Regions from separate parts of the Homo sapiens genome. Here region 2 is linked to region 1. The links are chromatin contacts, found by Hi-C or POLR2A ChIA-PET in ENCODE. All regions are on one chromosome and are shown on one strand. Each heading gives the region's core, a stretch centred on a gene start or an enhancer-like site at or near the end of the contact. The rest is flanking DNA. Distances are from core to core; before and after follow the strand shown.

Region 1 (4,294 bases), core at 702-3,201:
CCAGCTACTCAGGAGGCTGAGGCAGGAGAATGGCGTGAACCCGGAAAGTGGAGCTTGCAGTGAGCAGAGATGGTGCCACTGCACTCCAGCCTGAGTGACAGAGCGAGACTTCATCTCAAAACAAAAACAAAAACAAAAAAACAGAGATGGGGTTTCACCGTGTTGGCCAGGCTGGTCTCCAACTCCTGACCTCAGACGATCCGCCCACCTCTGCCTCCCAAAGTGCTGGGATTGCAGGCGTAAGCCACCTCACCCCAGCCGCAAATGCAATTTCTGCAACAACCTTTATATCAACTTTTTTTCCTCTAACAATGAACAATGAAAACAATTTGTGCTCCATCTTTAAAAATGTGTGACACAAAAATTTTTTAAATAAAAATAAATATGTGATAAACATTCCTGAATGCCTAGTGTGTGCCCTGGCGCTGTGCTCTGCATTTAATTTGGATCAGCAGTTCTCAGCCTTGTTTGTACATTACAACCAACTGGAGAGGTTTTTAAACTCCCAGTATCCGGGGCATCAGTATTCGTCTAGGGCACAGTGATTCTAACACACAGTCAAGGTTGAGAACCACTTATTTAATTCATCCTGTAAATCCTCACAATAGAATCCTGCAAGGTAGCTTTTATCACCACCTTTGCCGATGAAATTGAGGCTCAAAGAGGTAAATTGATTTCGGCATCTGTAGCCCCAACCTGTGACCTCTCCTTCCTTCCTTCTCGGGCTCCCTTCAGGGATTTCCTGATGTTACAGAAAATGGTATGTATGACGCTGCCCTCCTGGCCACCTTGACATAGCTCTGCTCCCAACAGGGCTCTTCTGAGATAGCAGCCAGACACTACCTGGGATCAGGACTGATACTAAATGACTTCTGCCAAAATGAGGACAACTGAGGCCAGTCACTTCCAAACAGGTTCTGTCACCCTGAGTCAGAATAATGGCAGCTACCTCTCCTCCTCACCGCCCAGTCGTTTCTAAGCCTGGCTCGTCGCCGTTGCTGCTCCGCCAAGCCTTTCCTCGGTGCCCTCTCTCTTTTAGAACAAATTACTTCATCTCCAGGCCCTTCTCAGGGCAGCTTCTTTGCAGGGGCCATAGGGCGTCGGAAAGGTCTTTGGTCCAGGAAAGCCGCGAGCCACAGATCCAAGAGGAAAAAGCCGTTCCCGGCCCGGGCCTTGCCCAAGGCACGAGAGTAAATGCACCTTCCGCGTGCCTCGGCGCACCTGGGCTCACCTGTCCCCTCCCGCAGTGCCTGCAGACAGGGAGGGAGCGCGGCTGGGCCAGAAGGCTGATCACCGCCTGCCCCCTGCTGGCCAGTGTCAGTATTGAGCCCGCTGCCGCTCGACCAGAACGTCCCAGGGATGGAATGAAGGTGCGGGCATTTATGGAGCGCCTGCTGTTTGTCAGGCGAGGTACTGATAAGCGCTGGAGTGTAAGGATGTACGTGACCTGCTCTCAGAGTTCAAATTTAAATGAAGAGATATACATTAATCAAGTAGTCATTCAAGCAAATATGAAATTACAACTGTGGGCTATGCGAACAGATGACGCGAGGGGCCTGTCCAGTCTGGGAGATACGGGTGGGTTCAGGAAAAGCTGCCCCCAGGAGGGGACGTTTGAGCGCCAGGAGCCGCGCAAAGTCATTTCATGTCATCTCTAAAATCCTGCAAGGCGGCTTTCCCCCTTGACAAAACAGGAAATGGGATCAAATTGAGGAAGGAATTCACCCAAGATCACACAGCAAGCTGGAAGCAAATCTGGGAGGAGCTAGGTCCGCCCCGTTCCGAAATCCACACTTTTCTGGAGGTGGGGCAGGCGGTGGCACAGGGACTTGGGGCGGGGTCTGGTGGGCGGGGCATGAAGTCTGGCCCCGCCCCCGCCTCCGAGGCCAAAGGGCGCCCTGGGCGGGGATCGGAGCAGGGGCGGGGTCTTTCCAGGGAGTGGAGCCTGGGCAGATTGGGGCCTGTGGAGGCCGCACTAGGATCGTAGAAGGAGTGGAGCCGTGCTCTCACCCTGTCTTAGAGGACCCGGAAGCGCCAAGTGACTGAGGGCCGAAGACACTCACCTGTGGAGCCTGTGCACGTAGGTAGAGGCGGCGGCTCTGAGTCCAGGAGCTCCAGTGGGCAGCTCCCCAGGTAGGGCCCAACTCGGGGGGAGAAGAGATGACCCTCTCCCCTCCCGCCCTGCCCATCTGTCCTGCCATCCTACATTCCTTCCTTCCTGTCCGCGGGCCTGGGTCCACCCCTAGCTGTAAGATGGGGACGCAGGGGTGGAGGGACTGGCCTCATTTTGTCCCTTTTTCCCTGGCCCAGCGGCTGCAGGCCCCCTGGACACCCAGAACGTAGAGTCTGGAGAGGAGACGTCGAAACCTCCCAGGGGAGGCTGGCCCAGCTTTACCCCAGCCTGACTGTGTGACCTTGAGGAGGACAGCCACTTTCTCTGGTACCCAGTGTCCTCAGTTGCAAAACAGTGACTGGCCCTTGCCCTGCTTGCCCTGAGACTGGGCAGATCAGATGCTGTAGCTGCTGGGGGCTGGGGTGGCGCTTTCTCTCTACTGGGGCACTAGGAGTGCTTACTCTCCTGCTCCCTCTGGTCCTCGGTGGAGAGCCACACCCTTCATCCACCCAAACCTGGGAGCCCCGAGGGCTGAGAGCCTAGTCCTAGGGCAGCTTGCTCTGGCTTCCCTGTGCTAGAGTTGTAGTCTAGCCTGGAAGGCCTGTGAACATCCCCAAGGTGGGGTGTGAGGCCTACGTGGAGTGCACATGCTCGTTTTGCAAATAGTGGTGCCACCATTGTGCATGGCCTTGAGTGCCAAGTTAAGAAGTCCAAACTCCGCTGGGCGCGGTGGCTCACGCCTGTAATCCCAGCACTTTGGAGACTGAGGCGGGTGGATCATGAGGTCAGGAGATCGAGACCATCCTAACACGGTGAAACCCCGTCTCCACTAAAAATACAAAAAATTAGCCGGGTGTGGTGGCACACGCCTGTAGTCCCAGCTACTCGGGAGGCTGAGGCAGGAGAATTGCTTGAACCCAGCAGGCGGAGCTTGCAGTGAGCCAAAATCATGCCACCGCACTCCAGTCTGGGTGACAGGGCAAGACTCCATCTCAAAAAAATAAATAAATAAAAGAAGTCCAAACTCTCAACTGCTGGCAGGGGCAGTTCATCAGAGTATGACCTGCAGTGCCCACAGGACCAGCCTGCATGAGTGGGGCTGTCATGATGCTGCTGCTGATAGGTGTACATACAGGTTTTTATTGCATTCCAGGGCTTTACACAAAGTCATTAGTTACTCACACGTGCCTGATGTTATTCCCATTTTGGAGGCTGAGACTGAGGGTCAGAGAGATGAAGTCACTTGCCCATGGTCACAGCTAGCAAATGGCGGAGTGGGGATCAGCACCCAGATAATCTGGTGCCTTTTCTCCTAATGTCCTGTGGCCACCCGTGATCTGGGCATCTGGTTATAAAGTCTTAACCTAGGACAGCTGGAGAAAGGAGGGGCTGGATGAGCAGGAAATTGGGGGAGAAGATTCAGAGGGCTAGGGAGGGAGAGAGGGGTAGTGACTAGTCCTAAGGGGTATTCGGCTTCCTGGGAAGGTGTGAGGAGTGAAGTGGCTGATTTTAGACATGTTAGTTTGTGGGTGGAGGGTGATAGAGGGGAGCCAAGCAGAGCTCTCCTCTGTCTGGAAAAGAACAAGGAGGTAGAGCTGGGTCCTGGGAAAAGGGGGTGCCTAAGGGATAGGTGAAGACAGAGGCGGGCTCACAGAAGGCCCCCAAAATGCTGAGCAGGCAGATGTGGGGGGGCTCACTGGAAGCCCCCAAAATGCTGAGCAGGCAGATGTGGGGGGCTCACAGAAGGCCCCCAAAATGCCGAGCAGGCAGATGTGGGGGACATCCATTGGTGAAGTGGGGGGAACAGAGAGAGGAGAGAATTCTGGACTCCCGTGACATTAGATCTGAGGGAGATGGGTCTAAAAAACTGAGGCCTTGGTTCACAGAAGGGGAAACTGAGGCCAGCCAGTTACTTGCCTGAGAATACTCCAGGGCTGGATCCGAGTAGGACCCCGGGTGCCATCTCTGCTATTCGGCCCTTTCTACTAGATCGTGGTTCTCAGCTGGGGGCAATTTTGTCCCCCAGGAGACATTTAAAAATGTCTGAAGACAATTTGGCTGTCACAACCTGGAGCTGCGGGGGATGAAGTGCTACTGGCATCTAATGGGCAGAGACCAGGGATGCTGCTGAATATCCTACAGTGCACCCACCCACCCCCCAGCAAAGAATTATCTGGCCCC
Region 2 (4,294 bases), core at 1,259-3,758, 2.1 Mb after region 1:
AGCACGGTCTCTATCTCCCCCAGTCGTGACAAACAACGTTTCCCTCCAGACTGCCAAATAGCTCCAGGAGGGCAAACCCCGCCCCCCCTTTTCAACCCGAAGCGGAAGGATATTGAGGTTGCACCACTCAAAACAGAGCAGGAATACAAAAATATCCAAAGAGCTGGTGTTGGGCTTGGCACAATGGCTCACGCCTATAATCCCAGCACTTTGGGAGGCAGAGACGGGTGGATCACCTCAGGTTGGGAGTTCGAAACGAGACCAGCCTAACATGGTGAAACCCCGTCTCTACTAAAAATACAAAATTAGCTGGGCGTGGTGGTGCATGCCTGTAATCCCAGCTACTCGGGAGGCTGAGGCAGGAGAATCACTTGAACCCAGGAGGCGGAGGTTGCAGTGAGCCGAGATGGCACAGGTGTGAGCCACAGAGCCTGGCCTGGGCTGCGTTCTTTCAGGAGGCTCTGGGGCGAATCTGTTCCCTCGTGTCTTCCAGCTTCCAGAGGCTACTGGCACCCTTTGGCTTATGGTTCCTTCCTCCATCTTCAAAGCCATTAACTTCGGTTGTGACTTTCTTACAGCCAATCACTCTGACCCCAATCCCAGCCTCCTTTGTCACATCTGCTTCTCTGACTGTGGCTCTCCTGTCCCCCTCTTGTAATCACCCTTATGATCACATGGGGCCCACCTGGACAATCCCGGGGCATCTCTGCATCTCAAGATGCTCAACTTAATCAGATCTGCAAAGTCCCTTTTGACATACAAGGTAACATCTTCACAGGTTTCAGGGATTAGGATTAGGATTAGGACATAGACATCTTTAGGGGGAACCCTTATTCTGCCTACCGAGGTGAAGAGGTGAAGCCGGCTGGGCTTCTGGGTTGGGTGGGGACTTGGAGAACTTTCCCGTCTAGCTAAAGGATTGAAAACACACCAATCAGTGCTCTCTGTCTAGCTAAAGGTTTGTAAACACACCAATCAGCACTCTGTAAAAACGGACCAATCAACATTCTGTAAAATGGACCAATCAGCAGGATGTAGGCAGGGCCAAATAAGGGACTAAAAACTGGCGGTCCAGCCAGCAGTGGCAACCCGCTCGGGTCCCCTTCCACGCTGCGGAAGCTTTGTTCTTTCCTTCAGGCAGGTTGGAGTCTTGCTTTGTCACCCAGGCTGGAGTGCAGTGGCATGATCATAGCTCACTGCAGCCTCGAACACCTGGGCTCAAGAGATCCTCTTGCCTCAGCTTCCCAAGGTGTGGGGATTACAGACTCGTATTTTTTATTTATCTAACTTTAAGCACGGCCTCTACCTCCCCCAGTCGTGACAAACAACGTTTCCCTCTAGACTTCCAAATAGCTCCAGGAGGACAAAACCCCCCTTTTTCAACCCGAAGCTTAAGGATATTGAGGTTGCACCACTCAAAACAGAGCAGGAATACATAAATATCTAAAGAGCTGGTGTTATCTCAGTGATATCCCTTTTTTTTTTTTTTTTTTTTTTTAGCTTCGGCGGTGACACCTACTCTCCTGGTCTTCTCCCTACCTCGCTAGTCACTCCTCCCAGTCTCCTTTCCTGCGCTTAAATTTCAGAGTACCCCAGGCGTTGGCCTGGGTCTTCCGCTCTCCACTTAAACTTACTCCTTTGAGGTTTTCAATCTGGTTCTACAGCTTTAAATAGCATCTCCATTGATAAACTCACAAAATAAGGCACTTTCAAGTCAGTGGAGGAAATGATAGTATTGGGACAAAGGACTTTCCATACACGGGAGAAAAAAAATCGTTCGTCGCTGTGGGAGGGCTGCCGGGTCTCGTCCACGCTCCCTTTTGAGCACCTACAGTGAGCGTAGGATTGCCACGGATAGCCCAATCCACAAGTGAGTCAAGCTGCCAGGGCTCCAAGAAAGACCCATGGAGGGAGAGGGGAACGTCCGGGGAGGCGAAGGCTGCGAGTGAGACCCGGAGAGGCTGATGTCGGCGGGTCTGCGCGCTCGCAACGCGACCTCCGCCCGGTCAGCAAGACCTCGGCGCGCGATCCTCAGATTCTGCGAAACAAGACAAGCGACTGGGTCCGAGACCGCGGTCCCCATCAAAACGAGCATCAACCAATCGCTGGGAGAAATCCGCAGCCTCGTTTTAAGCCACCAAGCAGAGACCGCGGCGACCTATTATGATAACCTCGAGAACCAATGAAAAACGGGGATTCGCTCAGCCCGCCTCCCGAGCTTCAACCCCGAAGAGATCGCGCACAGTTTTATAAAAGGTACAAATTAGAAAGCAGTTCTGCGGCTGGATTAGAGACATTGTGTTTTCAAAGACGGTGGGGAGGGCTAGAGAAAAATCCTAGAAGCTAGCAAGACCGCACTACACCGAAACGTCGCGGGCAACGGACTCGCCAGTCACCATCTAGCCCAGGGACGACGCGGGACGGACGTGCCGCTGCGCGCTGACATCACGCTCCAGGCCCCGCCCCACCGGCCGCCCATATAGCGAAAGCCTGGCGCGCGCGCGCGCCATTGTGTGGCTGGACTCGGCCGCCCCTGTGGTGTGAGGCGCGTGTTCGGGCTCTTGCCGTCCCCGCACCCGCACCGCGGTTACTGGCTTGCGGTCCGCCGTTCGACAACCAGCCCTTGGGTCCCCGCCCGCCACGGACATGCCGCGCGTCTACATAGGACGCCTGAGCTACAACGTCCGGGAGAAGGACATCCAGCGCTTTTTCAGTGGCTATGGCCGCCTCCTCGAAGTAGACCTCAAAAATGGGTGAGTCGGGCCTGGGCGCCCGCGCCCAGCGTCCCAGGCCTGGTGGCGGCGGGAACTCTCCAAGGAAAGAAGCGGCCAAGGCCGCGGCGCCGCGTGGCAGGGCCTCAAAGATGGCGACGGCGCGGCGTCGCGGGGGCGCGCGGTGGGGTACGGGCGCGCGCACGTGCGCGTCCTGGCTAACGACTCCCCCGCGGTTGTCCGGCCCTCGCACCGCCCCTAGGTACGGCTTCGTGGAGTTCGAGGACTCCCGCGACGCCGACGACGCCGTTTACGAGCTGAACGGCAAGGAGCTCTGCGGCGAGCGCGTGATCGTAGAGCACGCCCGGGGCCCGCGTCGCGATCGCGACGGCTACAGCTACGGAAGCCGCAGTGAGTCCCACCCCCGCGCGCTCCGCGCCCTTGGGGACCCTGGGGGCGGGGGTGGGTGGGGTGGGGCCTCCCAGCCCGGGCAGGCGCGAGGGCCGGGGGTCGTTTGACTTGGGTGTCCCCGAGCCCCGCTGCCTTCACGTCTGCCCGGGGCAGCCATGGGACGCCGGAGCGCGGGGATTGGGTTTGGGTGTTTGGTTTTGTTTATTTGCCAAGTTGGGAGGTGGGTGGCTTCTTCTGGCCCCTTGTCAGCACTGTCACGGGTTCTTCCCACAGAGGAAGTAAGGGGTGGCTGTATTTGTTGTATTCTCCTTACTTACCTATCAGTGCATTAGTTAGAGGTTCGGGGGCAGGCTCGGGTGGAGGTGGGGTAGGGGGCGCGGGGGACGGGGAAGGGGAGGAGCATAAAGTATAGGTCTTAAAGCTATGGAACTTGATGGGGGCCAAAGAATGTACTATTTTTAAGTAATGTGGTATTGTACCACAAAGTAGATCTAAATAAGCTTTATGCTGTATTTGAACTAATTGGGGCATGTTATTGGGAGGAGGTTGGGGGGATTTTTGGTTATGTTAAATGTTTGATGTTTAAATTGTTGCATGTTGAATTCAAACTTTTTAACAAGTCCTTGATGTTTCAATTTGAAAGTGACCAATGGGGCTGAGGCTGTGTCCACTGAGGCTAAGATGACTGCCTTTCCTGATTGGCCTTGGCTTTTCCATACATTGTGTGACCCTTGCCCTATGACCCTTTGGCTGACCTTACCGGAAGCCATGACGACAGCAGCCTTTTGCCATTAGACGCAGGGTGATGGTGAGGATTCCAAGGGTTAGACAAAACTGGTTAATCTGAACTAGGTGACTGTTACCTTGCGTGTTTTGTGGCCAAACCACCACCAAAAACCTCACACTGTGATGTAAGTACTTAGTGTAAAACTAGTAAACATTTTTGTAAAATGTAGAAATGCATGTAATCAGTTAAGTTTTATATTTTACAATGTTCTGTAAAATAAAACTTAGCGAGGTAAATCGAATAAAGGAGCAGTCACTCTCTAACAGATTGTAGGAGAGGTTTAGTTGGATTTAGTCTATTTGACTTGCCCTTAATTTAATTTTATGGCAAATCACAAATGTGTCGAAGGTTTAGCAATATAATAGCAAAGTCCTACTCCAGTAAA

The links. Hi-C counts contacts between places; a loop is a spot of excess contacts on that map. ChIA-PET counts read pairs that join two places held with the same protein, here RNA polymerase II (POLR2A). Pooled maps may share reads with other maps.
Region 2: a pooled map shows a loop between it and region 1 (4-fold over the local background). The contact joins the promoter of SRSF6 here to the promoter of LPIN3 in region 1. A Hi-C loop is called at or near these places in 3 of 50 pooled maps. POLR2A ChIA-PET finds 5 or more read pairs at or near these places in 4 of 52 experiments (A549, Caco-2, HCT116 and 1 more).

The regions. Positions count from the first base shown.
Region 1 is chr20:41,338,870-41,343,163 of GRCh38, forward strand. It overlaps LPIN3 (lipin 3), which reads left to right and starts at 1,952. Exons shown (of 20, transcript NM_022896.3): 1 at 1,952-2,133. RefSeq lists an enhancer at 1,564-1,613 and a silencer at 1,774-1,933.
Region 2 is chr20:43,455,388-43,459,681 of GRCh38, forward strand. It overlaps SRSF6 (serine and arginine rich splicing factor 6), which reads left to right and starts at 2,509. Exons shown (of 6, transcript NM_006275.6): 1 at 2,509-2,753; 2 at 2,974-3,122. The coding sequence starts at 2,647. RefSeq lists enhancers at 1,846-2,165, 2,226-2,385, 2,307-3,254, 2,686-2,785 and silencers at 2,926-3,025, 3,036-3,295.